3 separate regions of the Mus musculus genome follow, and regions 1 and 3 are each linked to region 2. The links are chromatin loops, found by intact Hi-C in ENCODE. Cell type or tissue: heart. All regions are shown on one strand. Each heading gives the region's core, and the rest is flanking DNA. Links, peaks and the distances in the headings are about the cores only.

Region 1 (7,333 bases), core at 1,248-6,247, 420 kb before region 2:
CTTTGACACTCTCACAAGAGAACAAAGATGGCCCTTCTTTGAAGCCAGAGGTTTTAGTTTTGTCCCACCCTTCCATTTCCTGGGATGGCCAACTCTCCGCTACTCCCTGTTTTCCGCTCTTCCGGAAAGAACACATGTTTCTGGACCAGAGGGTACAGTTAGAACCCCTGAGGGTGTGTTCCACTGGTCCTTCCTGCGTGACTTCTTGATGGTTCTTTGATGAACTAAACTCTGCAGATTGGCTAAGAGGTCGGCTAAGAGGTTCCAGGAGCTTAGGCACAGACAGGCTGAGGCTGGGGACCTTTCTTTCCCTGTGCCTTGGGGACTTGGGGCTTTTTTCCATATTGAAGATACAAGATCTCATGGGCAAGCATGATAGTGGTGGCAGAGGAAGCTAAAAGAGAAAGAAAACAATGAATGAAGAAAAATATCAAAGTAAATGCCTTTTTTTTTTTTGAGACAGGTTTACTCTATGTAATCCTGGCTGTCCTGGAACTTGCTATGTAGACCAGGCTGGTCCCAAACTCAAAAATCTTTCAAGTGCTGGGATTAAAGAATTGCATCACCATTGCTTGGCTTAAGTCAAAAAGTTCTAATATTCACGTATGGAAATCCTTTAAATATAAAGCTGTCCTAAATATCACTGGTTTTTTGGTGTGTGTGTGTTTTTAAAGAGTTGGTGATTGCTGCTGTTTAAATAGAATGGCCCCCATACACACATATGTTTGACCACTTGGACCATAGGGAGTGGCACTGTTAGGAGGTGTGGCCTGGGGGCGGGCTTTGAAGTCTCAAATGCTCAAGCTGCCCAGTCTCCTCCTTCTGCCTTCAGATCAAAATGTAGACCTCTCAGCTCCTTCTCCCACACCACGTCTATGTGTACGCTGCCATGCTTCCCACTGTGATGGTCGCGTACTAAACTTCTGTAAGCCAACTCCAAGAAATATTTTCCTTTATGAGAGTTGCCATTGTCACGGTGTCTTTTCATAGGAATAGAAACCCTAACTAAGGCAGAGATCAAATCCAGGGCCTGTGCATACCTGGCAAGTGCTCTACCACTCAGCTAAGTCCAGCTACATCAATATGTCAACAGGACACAAAGATCACAATTTTTTCCCCTTCTCTGCTCCATTTGCTCTGGTCCAAATATTTATTTATTTAATATATATAAGTACACTGTTGCTGTCTTCAGACACACCAGAAGAGGGCATCAGATCTCACTACAGATGATTGTGAGCCCATGTGGTTGCTGGGATTTGAAGTCAAGACCTCAGGAAGAGAAGCCAGTGCTCTTAACTGCTGAGCCATCTCTCCAGCCCAAAAAGATCCCAACTTTTAAAGCCAAAATGTGGAACTGGAGATGGACCTCAGATAGTAGAGTGCTGCCTGGTGTGCACAAATCCCTGGTTTCATCCCCAGTATTGTATTCATACATCTGTAACCCCAGGGCTGGAGGTAGAGGGCAGAGGGTCAGAGGTGTAAGGTCATAGGCCATACAGCCTGCACTGGAGTACTTGCCAATACATGCATGCATGCATACATACATGTATACATACATACATACATACATACATACATACATACATACATACATACATAAAATAAAACCCTGATCAGGACCAGAAAGATAGCTTGGTGGGTAAAGGCTCCTGCTACCAAGCCTGATGACCTAAATTTGATTCCTGGGACTCACATGGTGGAAGGAGAGAGCTAACTCTGCCAAGTTGTCCTGTGATTTCTACATGCACATAGACACATACACACACACACACACACACAGAGAGAGAGAGAGAGAGAGAGAGAGACAGACAGACAGACAGACAGACAGACAGACAGACAGACAGAGACAGACAGAGAGAGAGAGAAAGAGAGGCAGACAGACAACAGACAGGCAGATACACACACACACACACTTAAAAATATATTTAAAAAATCTCAAAGCTATTTGGCTCAGTGGTATAGTATATGTATGCTTAGCATACATGAAGCCCTAGGTTGGATCCCCAGCCCCCAAAATAGGGAGAAAAAAACAACACAAAATAACTAAAATATCATTCTCCGTACTTTTCCAGAATCAAGATTAAGTGACTCTTTAAAAGATAATTAGGTGCTATAGTGTTAGATCAGATGTTAAGAGTATAGATTTCTCTTGCAGAGAACTTAGTTTTGGTTTCCAGCACCCATGTTGGGTGGGTCATAGCTACCTATAAATCCAGCTCCAGGGGACCTGATACCTCTGGGGTCCTTAGGCATTTGCATGCACATATAAACTCAGACATACATATATACACATAACTAGGAATAATAAAGTAAATCTTTTTTTAAAGCTAAAGTTAACTGAGTGCTGGTTACTCTTCTAGGGTGGCATCTACATCATGGCTCACAGTGTGTAATTGTCCCAGGGGATCTGACACCCTCTTCTGGCTTCCATGGGCACTGTATGCACACGATGCACAGACATACATGCAGACAAAACACCCATACTTATCAAATGTTCAAAAAATAAAAAGGCTAAAATTTACATGTCAAGACTCATGGTTATACTTATTAGTTATGTGGGGTTGTTTATTTATTTAGTTTGTTTGCTTGCTTTTTTGTTTATTTTGTTTTAAGGCAGGGTTTCTGTCTGGCTGTCTAGCTGGTTTTTGTTTGTCCTGGTTGCCTTAGAACTCACTCTGTAGACCAGGCTGACCTCGAACTTGGAGATCCACTTACTCCTTCATTCCAAGCAATGGTATTAAAGTGTGGGCCACCATGCCCAGCTTAAATGTTAAATTTTAAAATGGGAAGTATTTTATCTCTCTTTTCTTTTTAGTTTCCACGGGACTGATGAAAATGTTAAAGCCCTCTTGAGAACACTTTAAGCTTGTTGTTATATGTAGCTTAAGGGTTCTTCCAGGACCGATGAACTCATTGTTTTGCTGAGTCATTTAGGTGGGAACAGCTTTAAATTTGAAAACTTAGCAATGCTAAGGGCTTTGTAGGCGCACAGTTGCTACTGTTCACCTAGAATGCAGAAACCACTTGATTCAGTCCCCCAGAAATCCACAAACTGGCTGTGATGGTGCATGCATGCCTATGATCCAAGGACTCTGGAGGTAGAAGTCAAAGGATCAGGAGTTCAAGGTCATACTCAGGTACAACAGCAAGCTTGCGGCCAGTCTGAGCTGTGTGCCAATCTCAAAACAAACAAACAAACAAACAAACGAAAAACAAGAAAAGCCTCAATAGCTTAAAAAAAGATTTATTTAATGTGGATGGCGTATGGGTGTTTTGCCTGCATGTATATATGTGTACCAAGGTGTCTGTTGTATCTCCTGGCACTGGAGTTACAGATGGTTGTGAGCTACCCTATGTGTACTAAAAACTGAACCCAGGTCCTCAAGGGTAGCAAGTGCTCTTAAGCGCTAAGCCATCTCTCCAAACTCCTTAATAACTAACTGTTAAATCTCCTTGCCCTCTAGTTCAAAGTCAGCTACTCTTAATTATTACCAACCTCTAGAGGGCAGTGCAATGCAAACTATAGCGTTCAACTTTGTGGCCCTTAAGCTATAAAGTCCTTAAGTGGTTTTTTTAGTTTTGGTTTTGTTCCTTTGTGGCCTTTTCTTATGTACACAAACTCTGTACCTAATTATATGGGATTATTTATAGACATGGATTATGCATAGTGACTGAGAGCTATGACTTCAATTTTCACTTGCCAACTAGGTGCAAGCAGGAAAGAAAAAAAAACCAAAAACCCCAGATACTAGAAATTCAAGTGTTAGAGGATACTTCTCTCTCAATGTTATTGTCTGAATTTTTTCCCATTTCTCAAAAATAGGAAATAAGCCGGGCATGGTGGCGCACGCCTTTAATCCCAGCACTTGGGAGGCAGAGGCAGGCGGATTTCTGAGTTTGAGGCCAGCCTGGTCTACAGAGTGAGTTCCAGGAGGACTACACAGAAAAACTCTGTCTCAAAAAAAAAAAAAAAAAAAAAAGGAAATAAGGAATGAAGAGGCAGCTCAGTCAGTAGACTGCTTGCCTTGCAAGTACAAACACCTGAGTTTAGCCCCAAAGCCCACATTTAAAAAGCTAGCTGTGGTGGAACAAGTTTGGAATCCCAGTATTGAGGATGTAAAACAGATTCCTGGAGTCTGCTAGCTGGCTTGCCTAGTGTAACGGGCCAGTGAGAGACCCTGTCTCAAAAAGCAAGGTGGACAGTGCCTGGGAAACAAGTGCACAGGTGTCACTCACTGCAGATGCACAGGTGTGCACAGGTGTCACACATGTGCTGACACACAGGTATGCACCAACACACAGGTATGCACCGATGTTTGTATGTCTCCTAGGACACTGAAGGCCAAGAGAGCTGAGAAAACTGACAAGTAACAAGTATCTTCCCAGGATCTTTACCTGTAACGCTTTATAGGAGCAGGAAAACTCTCCCCCATCAGGGTGGGGTGTGAACGGCAAAGAGTAACATGGGATTTGGACAAAGGTATGAGGTGAGTAGAGCAGCAATCCACACCCTTAATCCTAGAACTAGAGAGGCAGAGGCAGGGGGATCTCTGTGAGTTCAAGGCCAGTCTAGGTGACATAGTGAGACCCTGTCCCCCAAACTTAAACGCATTAAGAAACAGAGACAAAATGAAGGAAAAACGAAGACAGAAAATGAAGAGACCTGTTCACCCCACTACCCAGGAGCAGGAGATGGCCCAGAGAAGCACCTCACAGGACATGGAATGGTTTTCCCATGAATACTTAGCTTCTCCATAAAGTAGTCATCCTTTTTTAAATTTTCTCCACAATATTATTGCTGAAGATTTGACTGAGAAGTTTGTGGGAGCTTGTCATTGTTGTTGAGATTTATGGATTTTGTTATTTCTTTCTTTGAGACAGAGTTTCTCTGTGTAGCCATGGCTGTCCTGGAACTAGCTCTATAGACCAGGCTGGTCTCGAACTCATAGAGATCTGTCTGCCTCTGCTTCGAGAGTGCTGGAAATTAGAGTGTGCACCACCACCACCCTTATTGTTGTTTAATGAAGTCAAACATGCTGGAACTGATCTTACCCCAGTTCTTCGGCTACTGTAGCTTATGTCAGAGGTAGGAAACTCTATAACAAAAGAAACAAGAACTGGGTGTTATTAGTAGTAGGCTGAAGAGTTCATAGATGGAGCAGGAGATATGCGGGAAAGTGTTTCAGAGTATATTCTCCCTGTGTGGTATACATAGTGCTGTGAAGTGATTTCAGAAAACCTTAGCCTAAAGCTACCAGAAGGGGTGTTATAGGTTTGTTCATTTGTTTTTGAGAGCTGGTCTCATAGAGCAGCCTACATGTAGTTAGTACCTTGAATTCCCTAGGTAGCCACGGATACCCTTAAACTTACAATCCCCCTGCCTCCACCCCCTGAGTGTTACAATTACAGGTGTGTGTCCTGCCCAGCTTAGTATGGGAAGCAAACCCAGAGCTTCGTGGATGCTAGGTAAAACTTGATCAGCTGAGCCACATGCCCGGCTCCTACACTAGCTTATTTATTTTTAGTTCATGAAATACTCTTCCCTGAAACACATACAAAATGCATTTCCTTTCCAGCCATTTGCTCCCATTGCCTTCAGTATTGTCATTATTAAGCCTATTGTTAGTCGTGTGTGTGTGTGTGTGTGTGTGTGTGTGTGGTGTGTGTATGCATGCACACGGGCACATATGTGCAGAGGCGAAGGCATCTTCATTCCATCATGTGCCTGTAGCAGTCAGAGGACACAACCATTTGGGCACCACTGTCCTCGTTTGAAACAAGACCTCTCCCTAGCCTGGAATCTGTCAAGTTGGCGAGGCTTCCGGCCATTGAGCCCCAGGGATCCTCTGACTCAGCCTCCCCTGGGCTTCGGTGACAAGCGCATGTCATCATATCTGACTTTTTTTAAAAAAACAAAAAAACAAACAACAACAACAAAAAAAAACATGGGCTTGGGGAATTTAACTCAGATCCGTGTGCTTGCAAGCACTTCACTGAGTTATCTCTCCAGCTCCACTGTAGAATTAAATGCTCAATTTAATATGTTCCCTCTTAATTGTGGTTTCCATATTTTTATAGAGATACATAAAATCATATGAGTAAATACGGCCTGAACAGAGAAGTAAGATTGTTTAGGGACAGGGAACTAACAGGAAGAAGGGGTGAGGAGAGGGAGAGCATGGAAGGATGAGGGGGCATATGCTGTCATACATTATGTACCTGTATGGATACTCTAAACGTACACGCATAAGCAAGAGCTTGACTCACCATCAGATTGCCTTTGCTGTTCTTTCAGAACACAAGGAGCCACCTCCCCAGCTGCAGATGCAGCAAGGCTTGAGTCTAAGCAAGGTCTGGGTGGTGAGAGAGCCACGTCCACACCACAGAGCTCCTCAGAACTTCCGTCTGTCTTCAGAAGTGAAGGCTGTGTGGTTAGCATCCTCCCCGTGAGGCCCACCATCTCCGCGTCATCTGGTGGAGAGACAGGATGCACTTGTTCCCGTTCCTGATGCTCTGAAGTCACCTGACTGAAAGGAGAGAGATGGGGAAAACTCATTTGCTGGTATAGTTCAGATCTCAGGGGGTCTCTCTGTGATCAAAGTTTGGTCCCTTGCATATGACGATGTCGGAGGAGGTGGTACCTAATGGCTGGGAGAATGTCTTGGAGGGGGTTCCGGCACTTGTCACTGTGTTCTCTTCATGACCACCCTGAAGGAAGCAGCCTCCTCCCCAGCCTGCTCTCCACCATGATGTGCAGCTGTCTTACACCACAAAACCAAAGCAACTGTGGAACGAACCTCTGAAACCAAACCAAATTCCTCTCTGTACACTCTCTTAAGTGTTTTGCCAGTTACAGAAAACTGATGGTACATTCCCAGTATCCTCCAGATCTGCAGGTCTCAGACCAGAGAACGTGTTGGGAAGTTAGGAAAATTGGTTCCCACGTGGTCTGGTTGAGTGGGGCTGTGGACTCCTACCAGGAGAAGTCCCCCTGCTTGTCCTGGCCTGCTCCTGCCAGCTCTGCCTTCTGGATTCAGTCCTAGTCAGTGATCCTTTCTTAGTCCCCGTTCGTGGGAACAGGAGAGTCAGACAAAACGAATTAATTAGCCAGGCCAGTACTCTCAAATTGTCTGCAATGGGAAACTGGTTTCTATTTTCATTAGCTACTTTTATTACCTTATTTTTATTATTTATTTTTTGAAACAGAGTCTTATATAATACAAGCTAGTCCCAAACTAGCTATGTAGCCAAGGATGGCATTGAACTTGGAAGCCTCCTGCCTCTACCACCCAAGTGTTAGGATTACAGGCATGCACCACCATATCCGGTTTAT
Region 2 (7,333 bases), core at 1,140-6,139:
TATGTGTGTGAGTACACTGTAGCTGTCCTCAGACACACCAAAAGAGGGCATCAGATCCCATTACAGATGGTTGTGAGCCATTATATGGTTGCTGGGAATTGAACTCAGGACCTCTAGAAGTCAATGCTCTTAACCACTGAGCCATCTCTCCAGCCCTGTATTGTTATTCTTTATTGCTCTGTATTGTTTCCTAGTTTTGACCTTACAGCTCAAGAGGAGTGATGCTGGGAGCTGCTAGAGATGTCATTCAGAATACATGTGATTGAAGAGAATTGAGTTGTCCTCTGGCCTGTTTGAGTTTACACCTACCTTAAATAATAAAAATTTTTAAAAAGTTCTGGGCTGGGGTCTATAGATGTATCAAAGGTAGAGCCCTCTAACCTCAAGTGTCTTAGTCAGGGTTTCTATTCCTGCACAAACATCATGACCAAGAAGCAAGTTGGGGAGGAAAGGGTTTATTTGGCTTACACTTCCATACTGCTGTTCATCACCAAAGGAAGTCAGGACTGGAACTCAAGCAGGTCAGGAAGCAAGAGCTGATGCAGAGGCCATGGAGGGATGTTCTTTACTGGCTTGCTTCACCTGTCTTGCTCAGCCTGCTCTCTTATAGAACCAAGACTACCAGCCCAGAGATGATCCCACCCACATGGGGCCTTTCCCCCTTGATCACTAATTGAGAAAATGCCTTACAGTTGGATCTCATGGAGGCATTTCCTCAACTGAAGCTCCTTTCTTTGTGATAACTCCAGCTGTGTCAAGTTGACACAAAACTAGCCAGTACACTCAGTTTACACACTTCACTTGAACCTCAAAATAATTCACACCAGGCATGGTGGCTCAAGCCTATAATAGTTCTCAGAAGATAGGCATAATGGTAGAGCAAAAGTTCTACATCAGCCTGGTCTACATAGAAAGTGTCTTTTCTCCAATAACTATAATAAAACGATAGTCCTGGACCAGGAAGATGGCTCATCAGTTAAAGGCACCTGCCACCATGCAGTTGAAGATGAAGTTCCCAGCACCCACACCAGACAGCTCTGAAATACCTATAACTCTAGCTCCAGGGATTGTGTTTGGATATGCTTGTATTTTAAGATTAGTTTTATTTTCATGTGCCTGTGTTTATGAGTACCCACAGAGGTCAGAAGGTACTGGACTCCCTAGCTGGAGCTGGAGATAGCAGGAGGCTATGAACTGCCTGAGATAGGTATTGGAAACTAAACTCTTCCCAGAACATTTATTCTTTTCTACTGGCATTTTCCAGTTAATTTAACTCAAAAAAATGATTGTTGTTAATAGTGTGTGTGTAGTAGGTGCACATGCATGCAGGTGTCCACAGAGGCCAGAGGAGCTTGTGAAATTATAGACTGTTGTGAGCCACCTAATGTAGGTACTCACAATTGAACTCAAGTCCTCTGCAAGAGCCATATGTGTGTTTGAACATGGAGCCTATCTCTACCAAGCCCCTCTGTTCATACTTAAATATGACCTTCAAGAAGCCAACTTCTCTTTATATGCCCCAGTACAGGGGAACGCCAGGGCCAAAAAGGGGGAGTGGGTGGGTAGGGGATTGGGGGGGTGGGTATGGGGGACCTTTGGGATAGCATTGAAAATGTAAACGAGGAAAATACCTAATAAAAAAAATTAAAAAAAAAAAAAGCCAACTTCTAGGCCAGGCAGTGGTGGTGTATGCCTTTAATCCCAGCACTTGGGAGGCTGAGGCAGACCGATTTCTGAGTTCGAGGCCAGCCTGGTCTACAAAGTTGAGTTCCAGGACAGCCAGGGCTATACAGAGAATCCCTATTTCGAAAAACTAAAAAAAAAAAGGAAGAAGCCAACTTTTTCAGCCCTTCATGAGGCATTCCTGGTGAACTATAATTAATGACTTGGTGTAAGTTAAAACATTCTGTAGTTCCTCTTCTCTGCCATTTATTACAGTGGCAATTACAGGAGTAATTGCCCTATTTATTGCTTAATGTTTTACTGCTGGCCAGAGGAATGTAATCCTTGAGGTGGTTCTTTTGTTTACTAAGACCTCAACAAATGTTTGTTCAGTGGTTAAGTTTAGAAATGATCCAGCAAAACTTTGAATTCTGAAAAGTACATGCATAATTTCCTTAAACAGGATTTGGGGCAGGCATTCAGAAACAATAGCTAACATCTGTAAAGCACTTAATTGCTACATAAGTAACAAGTACTTGCTAAACACAAGGGTCTCTGTGTGGTCACATAGCCTAAAGGGTAGGTTCCCTCCAAGGCTCCAATTGACTAGTGAGACAACTGAACTGTCAGAGAGGGAGTTGTGCTAGTAATAAATGGAGGTGCTCACGAACTGGGGTAGCTGTTTCCACGTCCTGCCACTAATGCTGCTTTGTATTAGTCACTTGTATCTGCCTTCGAAGCAGAAAAGGGATATCAAAGTAGTTAAATATATATATATATTTGAAGGAAGATAGGAGAAATTGGCCAATTTAAGCCAGATTAGATTATATTAAAGGCAGGTTTTTGGGAAACCGCTCTCGGTCGGCGAGTTCACTGGCCCCAAGGATCAAGGCCAAGGAAGTTGCCACCAGGGAGAGGGGAGCAGCTAGTGGAGGAAGATATATAGTAAGAGAGAAGGGGGGGGAGTGGGAATGGGCAAGGAGAGAGAGAGAGAGAGAGAGAGAGAGAGAGAGAGAGAGATCTGGACTGGGAAGTTCAAAGTTGGAGGCAGGGTATGGACTGAGGGATGCTGGGAGAACCTGGAGGCCAGGTCTGCTTTGGTGTGGAAAATATGCACCTCAGTCCCTTGTCCCCAAGTCCGAAACCAAACACTAGAAACTTGTGCAAATGTTTTTTCTTCCATTTTGATTTCGTATGCATCCATAAACCTTACATAGTTATTAATTTATTTTCTTACTGGCCTATACACAAGTTGATTCTACTCCATTTAGACTTTCTTTACTCTATCACTCAAGGAAACAACAGAAATATTTTCTTTACATGATATTCATACAAGTTAAGTACAGCCAGCCAAGATGGTACACGCTGGATGGTACAGGTAGGAGGATTGTCTTCACAGAATTAAAAATAAATAAGTTTTTTCAATAGCATAGCATAGTGGCTGAAGGTTTTACAATGTGATCCAGTTAGTAAATGCACATTATAGCCAAAAGCCAGCATTCTGCCACTTCGCTTACCCTTCAGATAAGGGGCCTATGTGGTACTGCGGGGTGGGAGGCGGGCGAGGAGGAACACTGTTGTACCTCTAGCCGGTCTTTTTCTTTTGTTTGTTTGGGGTTTTTGGTAAGTTGGTTGGTTGGTTTTTGTTTGTTTGTTTGTTTGTTTGTTATTCAGGGTCTCTGTACAAATCCTGACAGTCCGCGGAACTCACCTTGTAGACTAAGCTGTCCATCTCATACAGGCAGGCAGGCCTCTGCTTTCGGATTGCTGGGATTAAATGCGTGGTTTGCCACGCCCCTCTGAATCCCATCTTTTTCACAGGGTCAAATTAAATAAAAACCAAAGGCTTCGGGTCAAGCCCCGTAAAGCTTGTTTATTTGTGGAGCAGATTGCTTGCAGAAGTCAGAGGGTGACAGCAACTCGATACCTAGCATTTACTCTTACAGCGTTGATGTGCTCACTATGCTCACTCTCGCCATGCTTTGAGCCCACAGTTTACCTTTCCGCAAATTAACAAGCCTCGGAAGACTACAATTCCCAGGAAGCCTCACTGCAGGCGACGTCAACGTGCCGTAGCGGTTAGTCATCCTTCCTGATACTTCCTTCCACTTCCTGGAGTCGGAACCCGAGGCTTCGCGGGGGCGCGCACTTACGGACTTACCTAGCCGACCAGGCACCGGGGCGCGCGACCCCTGACGAGGAGTGTCGTCGTCACGTGACACAGGGGCGTACTTTTCTTGCCAAGCGCGCTCCGGTGCGCGTCCCCAGGGGGTGGCTGTCGGGCGTACGGGCTGGCTGGGTCCTCAGACCGGGGCCCGGATTAGCCGGTGGTTGCCGGGGCCACGAGGCCAAAGAACCAGGAGGGCGGGGTCGGCTGTGGCACCGCGGCGACGACACACCGAGCGAGCGCCTGGGCCTGAAGGGGACGATGCTGTGGTTCCAGGGCGCCATCCCGGCGGCCATCGCGTCTGCTAAGAGGAGCGGCGCGGTCTTCGTGGTGTTCGTGGCAGGTGACTGGGGAGAGGGCCCGAGAACGGTGGCGCTTTGATCTTGTTCTGGATTCTCGTTAGCGTCGAGTGAGCTAGGCAGGAGGAGCTAAGGTGGGCCGGGCTCAGACAGCCTAAGACCCTGTCGCCCAGTCCACTCGGTCTCTTCGGGGCCGCTCGTCTCCTGTCCGGGCCAGTACAGCTTTTTTTTTTTTTTTTTTTTTTTTTTATAAGGCTCCAGGCTTGCTCCGCTGCGGGGCCGACCCAGACGCCAAGCCTCTCCAGGCCGCGGGCGGGCCCAGTGCCACTTGGTGCTTCTGGGGTCTGTTGGGGACTCCGGCGTGACCTGTCTGCATCTGTGTGGGAAGCGCGTCCAGGCCCTGTCCCCAATCACTGAACCCTGCGAGGAGTCGCGCCCTGCAGGCCTTGGCAATCGGGTTGTCGCAGGCAGACCCCCCCCCCCAAGACCCCCAGCCCTGGTGTTCCCCTTCTTGGTCCTCTGGGATCTCCTCTTCTGGCAGCTTGGACCTTTTAATTCTTGGTGTGCGGGTGTGGTTGGGACAGGCCACTAGGCAGACAACTGGGTCTAGAAAGTTGTGAGCTGTCAAGAAAGCTGTGTCATCGGTAAGCCACAAAGAAACCACCTGATGTCTTAGAATGTTCCCGAAACATAAACTTGAGCTCACAGATGGTACTCTTTTATCATAGTACTCAGAGGGAACTGAGGTGCAATAATTACTTTATTACAAGTTGACCTTTTTTTTTTTTAACTTTTAACATAGTTTTTAAAGTACATACTCAGTCCTGATTCTTCCTCTCTTCTAACCTAAAATGTAGTTTTCCAGACATGTGCCAACTCATTTACCCCATATTGCTCTAAATCAGTTGGTTCCATAGCCTCCTGTTTTATTGCTGAAGTCTTGTATATCCGCAGTCAACCATCTGCTTCTATAGTTTTGTACATTCTTGATACATGGACCAGTTTGTGTGACAACTATTAATCTGAAGTGACAACTATTAATTTCTTCAGTCACTTGTGTTCAGTAACAGTTACTCATAATTGACCCATGGCTTTTAAGAGTTCTGTAACTTTGTTCATCTCTGTGGGAAAAAAAAAAAAACTGACATGTGAATTTGAGCATTTTAAATTTTAAATGTCTGTTTTGTTATGCTAACTTTTCAACTTGATGCTTGCTGTTAATTAGAAAAGCATAAATTACTTAGGCTATATTGAATTATACTTTAAATTAAATTAATAAATTAATCTTGTAATCCAGTAAGAATAGTAGTCACATGAAAATGGAAAGAACACGACATTGAACTCAGGTTAGAAATTGAACTCAGGTCATCTGAAAGAGCAGCTGCTCTTAACCACTGAGCTATCTCTCTAGCCGCAGTTTACAACATTTTAAACTGTGTTCCACACAAAATTTCAATAGTTCTGGGGGGAAAGGTAGTTTTATTGTCTTGTTTTTGTAGTTGAACCACTTAGGTCCAAAGTTGTAAGTAACTTGGGCCAGTCTCACAAAAACTGTTTGCTTGGTTTTTCTATTCTAGGATTTTTGGGTTTCTTGTGTGGTATTTTATTTGGTTTGGTTTGGTTTGGTTTTTTTTTTTTTGAGACAGGATTTCATATAGCCCAGGCTGACCTTGAAATCCTGATTCTCTGCTCCCAAGTGTTGTGATTACAGACGTGTGCAACACAACAGGTTAACATTTTTACATTTTAACAGTCAGTGTTGGGGCTGAGTGTACAGAGTCTGACTATAACCTTGACTGGCTTTGAACTCACAGAGATCAGTCTACCTCTTCCTCTACCTCCCAAATACTGGGATCAAAGGTGTGTAGGCCCTTACTTTGTAGTGTAATGCTGGCCCCAAACTCACAGTTATCTTTCTGCTTCAGACTCCCAACTGCTTGAATTATAGGTGGGTGCTACCATATCTGATATTTTTTTGGGTTTTTTGTTTGTTTTGTTTTTAAGATTTATTTGTTTATGTGTGTGAGTACACTGTAGCTGTACAGATGATTGTGAGCCTTCATATGGTTGTTGGGAAATGAATTTTTTAGGACCTCTACTCTAGTCAGCCCTGCTCAGTCAGTCTCTGCTTGCTCCAGCCCAAAGATTTATTTATTATTATACATAAGTACACTGTAGCTGACTTCAGATGCACCGGAAGAGGGGGTCAGATCTCATTACAGGTGGTTGTGAGCCACCACATAGTTGCTGGGATTTGAACTTGGACCTTTGGAAAAGCAATCATTGCACTTACCCGATGAGCCATCTCGCCAGCCCCGGGTTTGGTGGTTTTTTTTTGTTTGTTTGTTTGTTTTGGTTTGGTTTGGTTTGGTTTTTTTTGGGGGGAGGGGGGGGCGGGTTCGAGACAGGGTTTCTCTGTATAGCCCTGGCTTTCCTGGAACTCACTCTGTAGACCAGGCTAGCCTCCAACTCAGAAATCTGCCTGCCTCTGCCTCCGCCTCCCGAGTGCTGGGATTAAAGGTGTTTAGTCCCAGCGCTAGGAGGCAGAGCTAGTGGATCTCTGAGTTTGAGGCCAGCCTGATCTATAGAGGGAGTTAAAAGACAGCCAGGGCTACACAGAGAAACCTTGTCTCAAGAGAGGAGGAGAGGGGCTGTGTGATGGTACTCACCAGCATTTGTCGGGCAGAGGCAGTCAGAGATCTATGAGTTCAAGACCAGCCTGGTCTACTAAGTTCGAAGACAGCCAAGGCTGAACAGAGAAACCCTGTCTTAAAGAAGAAGGAAGAGAAAGGAAGAAGACAGTTATAGGTTATATGGTAAAATAAGTCAATAAAGAAATGAGAATTAGGATCATGATATCCATGTTTTTTAACAGAGTATGCAATTGATGGTACCTAAACATTCCTAAAAAACAATAAAAGTTCCAAAAAATTTCCCCTTTATGGGTAGGTCTAAACCTGGGGTTTTATTTATGCCAGGTAGTTGCTCTACCCCACTAGTAAATGAACTACACCCTAGTCTAAAATACTAAATTTGATTAACAAATATCGGAAAGCTGTAGAAGTAATTGAAGTCTTATACTTTATAGAGCTTTATGCATATATATGTATATGTATGTATGTATGTATGTATATATATATATATTCCTCAGTTAACCTTATTGGGGTGACCTAGTATTATGTATGTTTAGCATATCAGCAGCTAT
Region 3 (7,333 bases), core at 807-5,806, 140 kb before region 2:
CTAAAATGGAGAACAGCCTGAGGAAAAAGAGGTCCAGCTACAGGCCTAAAGTGGGATCCAGCTCAAGGGGAGGCCCCAAGACCTGACACATTACTGAGGCTATGGAGTTCTCACAAAAAGGGACAGATCATGACTGCCCTCCGAAGACCCAACAAGCAGCTGAGTCAGATGCAGATACTTCCACCCAACCAATGAACAGAGGCTGCTGACCCTGTGGTTGAATTAGGGAAAAGCTGGAAGGAGCTGAGGAGGAGGGCAACCCTGTTGGAGGAACAGCAGTCTCAAGTAACCTGGACTCCCGAGATCTCTCAGACAATGGGCCACCAACCAGGCAGCATGCACCAGCTGATATGAGGATTCCCAACACATCCACAGCAGAGGACTGCAGGGTCTGGACTAAGTGAGAGAAGATGCATCTAACCCTCAAGAGACTGGAGGCCCCAGGGAGTAGGGAGGTCTGGTGGGGTGGGGGCATCCTCTTGGAGATTGGGGGTGGAGGGAACTATAGGATGAGGAACAGTCAGGGGGCGGAACAGGATGGGGATAAAGACTGGACTGTAAAAAAACCTAACAGGTCATTCTGCAGAGGGCCAAGAATAATGGGCCAGTGGTTCACTTGCTGCTTTTGCGGAGGACTCAGGTTAGATTTGTAGCACCTAGAAGGTGGCTCACAACCATTTGGAACTTCTGTTTCAGGAGATCCAATGACTTCTTATAGGCATGTACATGGTGCACATACATGCACGCACTCAGACACATAAAATAAATAAACCTTTAAGAAAAAAACAAAACAGAACAAAAAGTAACACCTTTTTGCTAGGCATGGTGGTGACAGCCTTTAATCCCAGCATCCCGGTGGCAGGGGAAGGCTGAACTTTTTGAGATTCCTAAACATTTGAGAAGCAATGGTTTAGAGTTGAAAGTGAGGCTGGAACACAGTGACAAAGCACATTATCCAGCAAATGCAAGGCTCTCGGTTTGTCTCCAGCACTCAAAAAAATAAAAGACATACTAAACACCCTTAGCCCTTTTGGGGCTCAGATTAAATATTCAGTAATATGATTGTCATTATTACTACATATTGACTTCTACTCTGGAAGGACTTATGAAAAAAATCCCAACTAAGCATTTATGGACAATGCTAAGTTATCACTTGAAACTCTAACTCCTAGATGGGGATGATGCCTTCTGTTTAATATTCATATAGCACACACACACACTTGCACACACACACGTGAAAGTATTATATTGAAAAGCAAAAACATTTATTTTCTTTAAAAAAGTAAGAGTGTTTTGTCTGCTTGGAAGTTGCAGATATATTTCTGTCTCTGGGATTGCACTAGTTAGGACTCTCATCCACATAGTATATAAAACACCTCTTAACAGTTCTGGACACAGACTTAATACTTCAATAAAAATAATGAAAATAGAAAGGAATGGTTTTTAAATCTAAAAGTAGAAAGCAAAGAGGAAACCAAATCAACACACAAAACATAACTATGAAGATGCTAAATTTGGAGATATTAAAAAGACCAAGTAACATAAATTTTGCTTAATCTTTCTAACTCGTTTTAAACAAAACTTACCTTTCTGTGCACTCTTCAATCCTTTAAGCCTAGTATATTTACCACTAGTGTAAGTGCTCAATAAATATTTATGAGAAAAGTAGTAAGACAAAGTCTCCATAAAAATGATGGAGGAGACTTTTTTTTTTTTAAGATCCTGTTCAAAGGCAACTTCTGACTTCTGGGGACTATTTGTATAAATGGGAGGAATTAGTTCAGAATTTCCAATACCTTCCAGGACATGAACCTATGCTGCTTCACAGACAGTAGCTAAAGGCAAATTAAAGCATCCTCTACAAACTCAAGAGTGAACAGATCTGATAAACACTGGCTCTGCAAGACTAAGTAGCAAAGTAGAAAATTACATTACAGGCTCGAGAATTACACCCATGCCATTTCATATTTCTGGATGGGTTTTTTTAGGGGGAGGGGGCAGTGCGGGGGGGGGGGTTATTTTAGACAAGGTGAATTCTGTAGTCCCAGCTGTTTTAAAACTCACTCTGTAGCCCAGGCTATGAACTCGCGGCGACCTTTCAGCTTCCAGCTGTTACAGGCATCAGCCACCACGCCCGACTGTTACCCACTATTTTCTTATAGCGCAATTAAAGTGCAGTCAATTTCCCATCTCTTGCCCTATACAGTCCGCCAAAATGCAGCACTAGCTTCATAATCTTCAACTCCCGCCAAACTTTTTGCAAGCGTCTTCAACTAAGCGGAAGTGACGTTAAACGGATGACCTAGACTTGGAAGAGTTCAAATACCAGCACTCTAAAACATTGTAATGTGTTGAGAAAATTCCCAACCCTGTTATATTCTCCTTCCTTTAGCGATGCGAAAAGACCTGACTAGAACCTTGCGACTTCATTCTCAACTCCAAATTATTCAAAAATTTCCTCTTACTCATCTAGACAAGGAGGTTACACCGTAACCTCTCAAGAACTACAATTCCCATGAAACACTACCGGAAGCAAAATGAGGAAAACAGGGTCTCAAAGCATCTTGGGAACTGTAGTCGCAGGAGCCAAAGTGCTCAGAAGCCCTGCCTCCACCACTAAGACTGGAGGAACCAGGTGTTCAGCCTGGAACCCGTTACCGCTAAGGGGCGGAGCCACATCCTTAAAGCCTTCCTCTCATCTTCCCACATGAACGACAAAATTGTCCTTTCATCCTTAAAAAGCTCTATAATCATTCCCTGAAGAAAGAGAGTTGTCTACCACATCTCCAGTGATTAAAATCGCCCGGAACTCGCCCACCTCAGGATTCTACTCGTGGGAAAGGTGGCTCTTTCACAAGTGGGCAAAATGGCTGTCCTCCTAGCTTTATCATTGGTTGACTCTTACGTCGTTCAGGGACGACAACTTGCCCGGGATTGGTTCTTTTTCTTTTGTGGGTGGAGATAGACTTAGTCCCGTTCTCCCGCTGTCCCGCAGTGATAATGGGGGTGGAGCGAAAGTGGTTTTCAAACGCTGATTGGATAATTTGTATGTCACTTAATGTTGACCTAGCGTATGAGGTAGGCTGCTTTCCGTCAACGCGACGGAGAGGCGGGGCCAGTGCGTGGTGGGAAGGGGCGGGATTCTGCCGCCGCGGCTGCCGCTGGAGCCGGTGTCCGGGCTGGTGATGGGGTTAATTCCCTTCCGTGAGACTCTACCTTGCAACCAGCCGGCCCCGCCGTCGCCCCGCTGTGCCGCGCTCCCGCCACCTCCTCCTGCTCCTTCTCAGTAACGCGGGTAAGAGATGCTGTCCCCTCCCCCGCGGCGCCCCGGGAATAACGCGCTCGCTCCCCTCCCCCGCCCGCCAACCGGTAGCGCTAACGGAGCGGGAGAGTGAGGCAGCCGGGGAGCTAAGCGCTGAGGAGACGGCGTCCCTCCCCTCTCCTCCGGCCCGCCAGGGGCCGTCGGGTTCTGAGGCGAGCCCTCTAGTCGCCTCCACCGCGCGGTGCCCGCCGCTTCGCTGGGGGCCATGTGCAGCGCCAACCCCTTGAGGCCTAGCGGGGGAGCTGGGGACAGGTTCCCGAGCGTCCCTGCTGCAGCTGCTGCTCTTGCGAGCCCTGGAGATCCGGGGAGGACGGAGGGGAAAAGCAACATAGTCAGGCCAGGCTGGAGCAGGGACCGTTCGCGGAACTGTTCTCCGGGGCCTGGACCAGATGCCCGGGGCTGATACCCCCGCTCCGGGGAATTGTCACACACACCAAAAGGGAAACAGCACGTCGTGCCCGTACTGCCCGTACTGCTAGAAAAAACACAGTGGGGAAATTAGCAAGAAAGTTGAATGACTGTCAGAGCCTTGGTCGTTGATGGACGAACCTACGGGGGACGTTATGATGTAAATCCCCCTCCCCCCTTTCCATCCCTGTATATTAGAAGTTTTTTTTTTTTTCTTCTTGTGGTTATGTACCAGAGATTGTCACTGTTGTCTGAAGTTGCTTTTAAGGAGAAACAAAATTGGGTTTGGCTGTTGTGACTTCTGTGAATTGGGTCCTGAGAGAGCAAGTCCCCTAAACTAGTTAGAGGTGAAGAGGTATCTTCCAAAGCAGTGCTGCTTACTAAATAATAAGGTGCATTTCTGAAGAGGTAAAAATAGAATTTCTAGCATGAATGAATACACACAAACACACATATCCCACTCCTAAGGTTATAGTTTGGCTGGGTCACGTTAAAGAATCTCATACCATACTCCCCTTTATTTTAGATTTTTTCCCTGGACAGGGTCTCTCTGTGTAGCCCTGGCTGTCCTGGTACTCACAATGTAGACCAGGCTGGCCTTGAGCTCACAGAATCCACCTGTCTCTGCCTCCCAAGAGCTGGGATCAAAGGTGTGGCCCCCCATCGCCCAGCTAAAGAAACCTCTTAAATTTAAATGTCATTGATTCCAAGAGCATCGAGTCATAAAAAGATGAAATCAACCTCGAAGCCCCTTCCTTATAATACTTGAATCAGTAGAGTTCATGTAGCTACCCATTTAACTGAAGAAATATCATTCTCTTCAGATTTTATGTCTTTATATTTTAGGGGATTGTCTTATAATTGTATCAGATTTTGATAGTGTGCCCATCTTTTCAAATTCCACTCTGCTTTTTCAGCCTAGGAGAATATGACTTTAGTGGACCCTGTAATCTATAATAGGCATGGCTACAGACCACCCCATTTCTAAGATTTATTTGTTTTAGAGAGAACACTGGTTCTGAATAAACAACCTATGCTTTGACTAATAGACTATTTCTTCTGGGTCACAGAAGTACCTTAGGAATCTGCCATGTTCTCAAAATAATGCAAGTAGATACAGAAGTAAAATAGATCCATTCACTTGGATTAAGAAGGAATCTGGTTATGTGTTACTGATTTTTTTAATGTAGTACATAGCTTTTGAAGATTAGTTCCCTCAGCTTCTCCATTGAGTCCCCATAGCATACATTCCCTAGCATAGTTCCCCAAACTTGATAATTAGTTGGCAATTTATGCAGTGATATATTTAGGTCTCATGAATTCTTTGTATGGAAGGTCTGATGAAAATACAGGGGACTACATTCTTTTACTATTTGTGGGACCATTTTATGAGGCTAATCTAACCTAACCTCGGTTAATAATGGGGAGGATAATGCTTAATCTATGGAGCTGTAAATAGACTATGTAAAGCTACTAGGATTGTGTCTCACATGTATATATTTGTTACATTAAGTTTTTATCTTTGTTTTCTCATTTTCATATTTAGAGAATGAATTTGCTGTTCATATGCAGAGTATTGTTGCAGTCTCAAAAATCTCTTCTACTGTTGAGTGTTAATGTACACAGTGGCTTAAAACAATATCTCATAGCCAATTTTTTTGTTTTTGTTTTATTACATTTACTGGGGTACGGGGCGCAGCACAGAAGTACCATGATACATTTTAGGAGGGTGGAGGACAGTGGTAAGGTTAGGAGAAATCAGTTCTTCTTCTATCCTATTGGTCTCTGGGATTGAACTCAGGTGGTCTGATTTGAAGGCCAAGTGCCTTTATGCACTAAACCATCTTGCTAGCCTTTAGCCATTTTTTTTTTAAGCAGACAGAATATATGAAATTGGTCATTGGGTATCAAAGAGAATTTTGTCATACACAGTATCTTTTTTCCTTTTGTTTAAAATTTCTGCGTTTGGAACATATTTCAAATAGATTACCCATAATAAAAATGTGCTTTGTGTTTTAGTGTTTTAGTAGTAAACTAGGGTTGTTGTCCTGCTTTACTTTGTTAATATGTTTCAAGGTCTAGTTTACAGTTGCTTTTGGACTCATTCTGTTACCAGAGAAACCAAGTGACTGATACAAAGTTAAGACTGAGAAAGTTATCTTACCAGACTGTTGCTTTGTGCTCTTGAGGTTTGTTGGTTTTATTTTTGCTATTTTTTTTTCCTCAATGCTAGGGATTGAACCTTTCACCTCATACATGCCAGCAAGTATTCCAACATTGAGTTAAATCCTTGCTCTTTAGTTCCTACTCCATTGTTTAGCAGTCCTTGGGTATTTTTTTTTCTTTGAAATACCATATTCCTCCCTGTTCCCAAGTATATTTGAAAGTATAGTTTTCACACATAAAGGTGTCCTTGGAGTTGGTGCAGCCGAGCCAGGTTTCGATTAGCATGCCAACAGTTGTGTTATGAAGTGTTGCTGGTACTATCCAAGATTGACAGCATCTACATGGTCACATGCCACTGAGTTATTGAGCTCTGTGTACTTGGGTGCTTCTCTAAAGGGACTTACCCAGTAATTAAAGAGGTTTTTGTTTGAACTGACGTTTTAAATATCCAGTTATAACCATTTGGGTTACTATTAAGCTGCAATTCTTATAAACAAGGAAGTGTAGTAAGAGTTGTGTATGCTAAAGACTAATGAAACTATAATATTCTGTTCCTACTTGAAGTAGAAAACTTCCCAATTAACCCTTCCCATGACCTGTTGTAAAAATGTCCAGCACTCACATGTCATAGAGGTGGATGTGTTTCCAAGTGGAAATGAAAATTTCGGATTGCTCTTGTTGCAAACCACAGAACCAGCCCTCCATTTCCCATTCTTGCCTATAGGAAGAATAATTTATTTATGGTTTTAGGTAACTAAATTGGCAGGTGATAGAAAAGGAAATGTATTAGTTTTTTCCCATATAATACTAAATGTTAAAAAAAAAAAAAAGATTACATTGCCTGGCACTTAATCCTTTGAGCTCACTATAAACTTTTATTAGTAATACAAACATGCATCATGCACCAAATAACATAATAAAATTTCTATCAAATTAACTTGGATCCTTATATAAGGGCCTGGCTAAATTAAGTAAAACAACTTGCTTATATCTGGTGTTAACTTACATATGAATATATATAATCTCCACAATGCAGTTTAATAAGTCAGTGATGGACAAGTGAAATAAGTTCTAAATCATGGCTCAAAGCTAGTTCTCTGCCTGAATTTCCCTGCAGTTTGTTTTATTTCCAGGTTTTGTTCTTTACTGTTGTGCTGCCCACCCATTCTTAGTGTTCACACATACATTAAGGTAAACAGTTTCCTTTAGAGTTCTATTGCTCTTTGCTTTGTCAGTTGGTAGGTTTGTACCTTTTCGGGGAGTGGAAGGAGGATGTTTCATGGCAGTTTCTCTGTGTAGCCCTTGCTGTCCTGGAACTCTCTTTGTAGACCAAACTGGGCCTCACACTTTAGAGATCCACTTGCCTCTGCCTCCTGAGTGCTAGGTTTAAAAACACGTGCACCATGCTTGGCAGTTTATACCTTTTTAAAAGTTATT

Evidence for each region. Hi-C counts contacts between places; a loop is a spot of excess contacts. Peaks named below come from ENCODE experiments on the same cell type or tissue, not always from the same donor. Only the 100,000 strongest peaks of a DNase experiment are listed, where the experiment ranks them.
Region 1: it touches region 2 in a loop (2.2-fold over the local background); 3 of 42 quality-filtered maps call a loop at or near these places.
Region 3: it touches region 2 in a loop (3-fold over the local background); 4 of 42 quality-filtered maps call a loop at or near these places.

Annotation. Positions count from the first base shown.
Region 1 is chr1:127,824,004-127,831,336 of GRCm38, forward strand. It overlaps Map3k19 (mitogen-activated protein kinase kinase kinase 19), which reads right to left. Exons shown (of 14, transcript NM_011737.2): 9 at 6,268-6,527; 10 at 5,053-5,096; 11 at 1-394. Among named protein-coding and RNA genes, the nearest start is that of Map3k19, 27 kb to the right of the region's middle. In heart, for the core only: a CTCF peak has its summit at 3,496 (motif pointing right); no DNase peak of the experiment used is centred there.
Region 2 is chr1:128,240,381-128,247,713 of GRCm38, forward strand. It overlaps Ubxn4 (UBX domain protein 4), which reads left to right and starts at 3,757. Exons shown (of 13, transcript NM_026390.3): 1 at 3,757-4,172. The coding sequence starts at 4,091. It overlaps Gm41949 (a long non-coding RNA gene), which reads left to right and starts at 4,179. Exons shown (of 2, transcript XR_878509.3): 1 at 4,179-4,262; 2 at 4,383-7,333. In heart, for the core only: no CTCF peak of the experiment used is centred there; DNase peaks (open chromatin) are centred at 3,861 and 4,421; H3K4me3 peaks cover 2,098 bases; H3K27ac peaks cover 1,795 bases.
Region 3 is chr1:128,100,189-128,107,521 of GRCm38, forward strand. Zranb3 (zinc finger, RAN-binding domain containing 3) reads right to left here and starts at 2,283. Exons shown (of 21, transcript NM_027678.3): 1 at 2,065-2,283. R3hdm1 (R3H domain containing 1) reads left to right here and starts at 3,118. Exons shown (of 27, transcript NM_181750.2): 1 at 3,118-3,295. It also overlaps the pseudogene Gm29383. In heart, for the core only: a CTCF peak has its summit at 3,529; DNase peaks (open chromatin) are centred at 2,223, 2,633 and 2,983; H3K4me3 peaks cover 3,282 bases; H3K27ac peaks cover 2,632 bases.